2 separate regions of the Homo sapiens genome follow, and region 2 is linked to region 1. Evidence: read pairs that join two places in POLR2A ChIA-PET (ENCODE). Cell type or tissue: IMR-90. All regions are shown on one strand.

Region 1 (2,500 bases):
CGCCTGGCCGTATATATCTTTTTTTTTTTTGAGACGGAGTCTTTCTCTGTCGATCTCAGCTCATTGCAACCTCCACCTTCCGGGTCCTGCCTCAGCCTCCCGAGTAGCTGGGATTACAGGAGTGCACCACCACACCCGGCTAATTTTTTTTTTTTTTGAGACAGAATTTCGCTCTGTCACCCAAGTTGGAGTGCAGTGGTGCGATCTTGGCTTACTGCAACCTCCGTCTCCTGGGTTCAAGCAATTCCCCTACCTCAGCCTCCCGAGTAACTGGGATTACAGGTGCCCACCACCACACCCAGCTAATTTTTGCATTTTTAGTAGAGACAGGGTTTCACCACGTTGGCCAGGCTGGTCTCAAATTCCTGACCTCAGTGATCCGCCTGCCTTGGCCTCCCAAAGTACTGGGATAGGCCTGACCTTTTTTTTTTTTTTTTGAGATGGAGTCGCGCTCTGTCACCCAGGCTGCCAGGCTGGAGTGCAGTGGCACAATCTCGGCTCACTGCTACCTCCGCCTCCCGGGTTCAAGTGATTCTTCTGCTTCAGTCTTCCAAGTAGCTGGGACTACAGGTGGGCGCCACCACGCCCAGCTAATTTTTTTTTTTTTTTTTTTTTGTATTTTTAGTAGAGATGGGGTTTCAGCATATTGGCCAGGCTGGTCTCGAACTTCTGACCTTGGGATCTGCCCTCCTTGGCCTCCCAAAATGCTGGGATTACAGGCGTGAACTACCGTGCCTGACCAATTTTTTTTTTGTATTTTTAGTAGAGATAGGGTTTCGCCATGTTGGCCAGGGTGGTCTTGAACTCCTGACCTCAAGTGATCCACCTGCCTTGGCATCTCAAAGTGCTGGGATTACAAGTGTGAGCCACTGAGCCTGGCCTAAATTTAGTCTTAAATGTACAGTGCATAAAAGCTAAGAAACAACGGGTAAATGGCCATATTATGGGATAATAATCTCGTAACTAATGAGATCATAACTAATGAAGGGAAAATGCCTTTAGTTTTGTTTATGATAGCCAGTGTAATTGTTAATGTAATTGTGTCTGTCTTAATGAGATTTGATGTTTTAGCATGAGTGGGTGTTAATTTTGGGACACTGTGCACATATAAAATGTTTTCCCATTGAAATTAAGTACTGATTACATTTTCAACTTGAATTGCCCCACAAGAGGTTTTTTAGGATTAACTACCCCAGGAAGGCAGGAAAGGACTGTCCTGTAGTCACTGTACCTTTTACTGTCATGGAAAATTAAAATGAAACCAGATGATTAAGGTTTCCACTTGTCCTGAGATGAAGGTGTAGCCTGAGGAGCCTCTATTAGCATGTGTAAAGCCTCTGCTGAGTAAATGGTATTAACTTGTGTAAAGAAAGAATGTGACTAGGGGGCCCAGCAAGGAGGTATATCAAGTCAACACATTCCTGAGGGTATCTCTCTAGCTGTGGTGGTGGATGCGTCAGTAACGTATCTGCAGCCTGAGTGGGCTTTCAGTGTGTTTTCCTGTGGGTAGGGGATACGACCATCAGGCTGACTACTGGGTGTCCTCTTTCATAGAACTGTTTGTATTTTAAGTCAGACAATTGGTATTTGGTGTCTGGTGACCTGGGTTATGTGAAGTGTCAGCCTCCACTAACCACTAAACCCTGGGGAAATGCCAGTACCTAGTTACTGAGGCTCAAAGGTAAACTTTGAAAACTTTTTCAGAGTAACAAGCCCTCCTGGCAGTGGGCAGACCAACATTCCCCTGAAGATAGCTGCTCTCTTGCCACATTCTCTTTCCACATGCCTTCACTGCAAAGGTCTTCTCCAAGCCTGGGACTCCGATTTGCCAACATGCTGATGAACTGACTTGACTACATTGTTCTGTCTCTCACCTGTGAATGGAAGAGGTTAGACCTCTAAGGCAAGCAAAAAGGCCAATCCCAGAGTGACTCATCTTTGAAAATATTGGATTGTCTCACTCTCCCTGATACTTAATTAAAAGCCATCTTTGCAAAGCATCATCCAATTTCTGTAGTGGCCCCAGCGCTCAGTAGTCCCAGAGACTGTCAGAGCAAAAGGGAGCAGGAGGCAATTCAAGCCATCTGTCCTAGAATAGGACACCTGGTCACAGGCCTGTGCCTCTGGTCAGGGCTCTTTGGGAGCCATCTGGCCCTCCATCCCATAGAGCTGTGCTGAGCCAGACTCTGTCAAGTATTGGTGAAACTAAGAGGAGAAGGTACACAAGCCAAAGTTAGCCTGGCAGTGAGCTTGACTGGGAGAGTTGCAGGGCCAACCGATTCTCATAAATGTGTCCACAGATACCTACACAGGTGTCTCAAAAAAATACATAAATAAAATAAAGGAAGCTAATTATACTATAATGGGAGTTTTCAGAATTTTATTAAGGTGAAATCTATGAAATGCCAGAAAGGTTAAAAAGCTTGTCTACTTCAGGCCTTTGCTTTCTGCTTTATGGCAAGAGCACATGTTGAATATTTAGATTAATTCAAACCAACCT
Region 2 (2,500 bases), 180 kb before region 1:
CTTGCTGGTTTTTCTTGTTACTTCCTGTGTCATTGTGGCCCAATTTTATTTCCTTCCTGTATTTATTCCCTTTACAAAGTGACTTTACATATCCTCCTGTGAAAATGTATGGTCTGTTTTCCCCCTCCTTGAATCTGGGCTGGCCTGGTGACTTGCCTTGATCAGTCCAATGCATTGGAGGTGATGGCATGCTAGTTTTGAGGCCAGGTCTTAAGAGACCTCATCGACCTTTACCTTCTCTTGGAATCCTGCCACGACCACAACAACAAACCCAGGGAGCCTGCTGGAAGATAAAAGACCATATGAAACAGAGAGGAATTGCCCTGGTTGAGGCCACCATAGACCAGCCAGACTCTAGCCAACTTCCTTGAGTGAGTCCAGCCAAGATCAGCCAGTCCCACCCCAATCAGCAGTATACCCACCTAAACCACAGACTAGTGAGCTCAGTACATGGTTGTTATTTTAAGCCACTAAATTTTGGGTTAGTTGTTACAAAGCAATGGACAATTGATACCCTGTGTTAATTTGGTTTCCCTGGATGAGCCATAAGCTTCTTCAGGGCACGTCAGTTTTTTTTTAAATTTAATTTTTGAACCATGTATGGTTTGAATATGTATGGTTCATACAATTTTTGAACCATACATGACACTTAAATGGGGCAGGTCAATTTCTTTGTTGCCTCCATCCCAGCTCCTAGCACTGGGATTGAGCACATTTTGGGCATTACATAAAGACTTGTTGATTGCTGGGTGTGATGGCTAATGCTTGTAATCTCAGCACTTTGGGAGGCTGAGGCAGGAGAACTGCTTGAGCCCAGGAGTTTGAGACCAGCCTGGGCAACATAGTGAGACTCCTTGGGCAACATGGTGAGATTATCTCTACCAAAAAATACAAAAAAAAAAAAAAAAAAGAGGCAGGAAGATCGCTTGAGCTTGGGAGGTCAAGTCTGCAATAAGCCATGATCATGACAGCACTCCCACCTGGGCAACAGAGCAAAACCCTGTCTTAAAAAAGAAAGAAGGAAAAAGAAGGAGAAGGAGAAGAAGAAAAGATTTGTTGATGAATCAGGTCTTCACTAGAAACTGTCTTGGTTGATTGGGTGACTTTGAGAATACTGTTTTGCCTCCCTGGATAAATGTATTTGTCTCTTGTTCATATCTCTGTTTACTCTTTTCAAGAACTGGATTAGGAATGAATAAAGATGTCAATCTCCATGTCGAAACTTTTCCAGAGCATCTCCTGGTGGGATCTGTGAAGACTGAGTCTTATGAAGACTGAGTCATAAGAAGACTTGATCTACTTTATTATAAATGCAGAAAAATTGTGAAACAGGTCTTGTGAAACATTTTTGGGTTTAATCACCATTTGTTTAAATGCTTTTACCCAGCATGCAAAATAATTCATTCACTTTCCACTTTTCTCTGTACTTCTCTTGCAGGGGGAATGTCAGATGTCAGATATTTCAGGATGTAAGACTGAAGTGTGTGGTAGTGGAGGCAGACGGGTCCCTCAGAGAACAAGGCAGCAAATAAGTATACACCTTGCAATTTTCATCCATCTGGGTTGTGGGTAACACACAGAAGTGCCCTGGACTCCTAAATACCCTGCAGAGTGGTCTAACCCTTGTGATGCTTGGGGAGGACACCTGGCTTCTAGGTCCCCAGGAATACACGGAATCTAGAAGGGAGCCCATGTTCTGTGCTATTTCCCATGATGACCCTGGAAGCTTCCCCAACCCACCCCCTCTCCTCCACCATCTGGGCTTGTGTCTGGTCCAGTTCTGTGCCTGCACAGCAAGATCATCTCTCCTGAATACTTTAATAGTTGGCTTGCAGGTCCAGGTAAGGAAAACCAAGAGCCACTTGTCTTCACGCAGCCCCTCAGGCTTGCCTGTGAAGCTGAGAGGAGATGGGGAAGCTGGCACTCCTGAAACGGTTAAAAGCCCCAGCACAGGAGTAAGAAGTGGCAACTCACTGGCATTTCTGAAAAGGCTAATTGTTGCTGAGCCAGTTGTTCTCTAAATGTGTATCCCAGGAGGGGAATGGGAGAGGGCAGACAGCAGAGGTCAAGCGGCTGGAGCTGGGAGGGGCCACACACCTGAGGCAGGGCTGCTGCCACAGCAGTGACAGCTGTCTGTTCTCTTCTCAGATGTCTTTTTTTTTTGAGATGGAGTTTCGCTCTTGTTGCCCAGGTTGGAGTGCAATGGCGCGATCTCCGTTCACCGCAACCTTCGCCTGCTGGGTTCAAGCGATTCTTTTGCCTCAGCCTCCTGAGGTGCGTGCTATCATGCACGGCTGATTTTTGTATTTTTAGTAGAGATGGGTTTTCACCATGTTGGCCAGGCTGGTCTCAAACTCCTGACCTCAGGTGATCCACCTGCCTTGGCCTCCCAAAGTGCTGGGATTACAGGTATGAGCCACCATGCCCAGCCTCAGATGTCTTTTCAAATTGGCAACACACGTGCCTCTATTAGCTAGCATCGTTCTGGATTCCCCCTTGT

Evidence for each region. Peaks named below come from ENCODE experiments on the same cell type or tissue, not always from the same donor. Only the 100,000 strongest peaks of a DNase experiment are listed, where the experiment ranks them.
Region 2: POLR2A ChIA-PET joins it to region 1 with 7 read pairs; 4 of 35 experiments call an interaction of 5 or more read pairs at or near these places.

What each region holds. Positions count from the first base shown.
Region 1 is chr15:74,530,563-74,533,062 of GRCh38, reverse strand. No RefSeq gene overlaps it. Among named protein-coding and RNA genes, the nearest start is that of ARID3B, 9.4 kb to the left of the region's middle. RefSeq lists a silencer at 1,188-1,388. In IMR-90, no CTCF peak of the experiment used is centred here; a DNase peak (open chromatin) is centred at 1,532; H3K27ac peaks cover 510 bases.
Region 2 is chr15:74,707,999-74,710,498 of GRCh38, reverse strand. No RefSeq gene overlaps it. Among named protein-coding and RNA genes, the nearest start is that of EDC3, 13 kb to the right of the region's middle. In IMR-90, no CTCF peak of the experiment used is centred here; no DNase peak of the experiment used is centred here; H3K27me3 peaks cover 1,405 bases.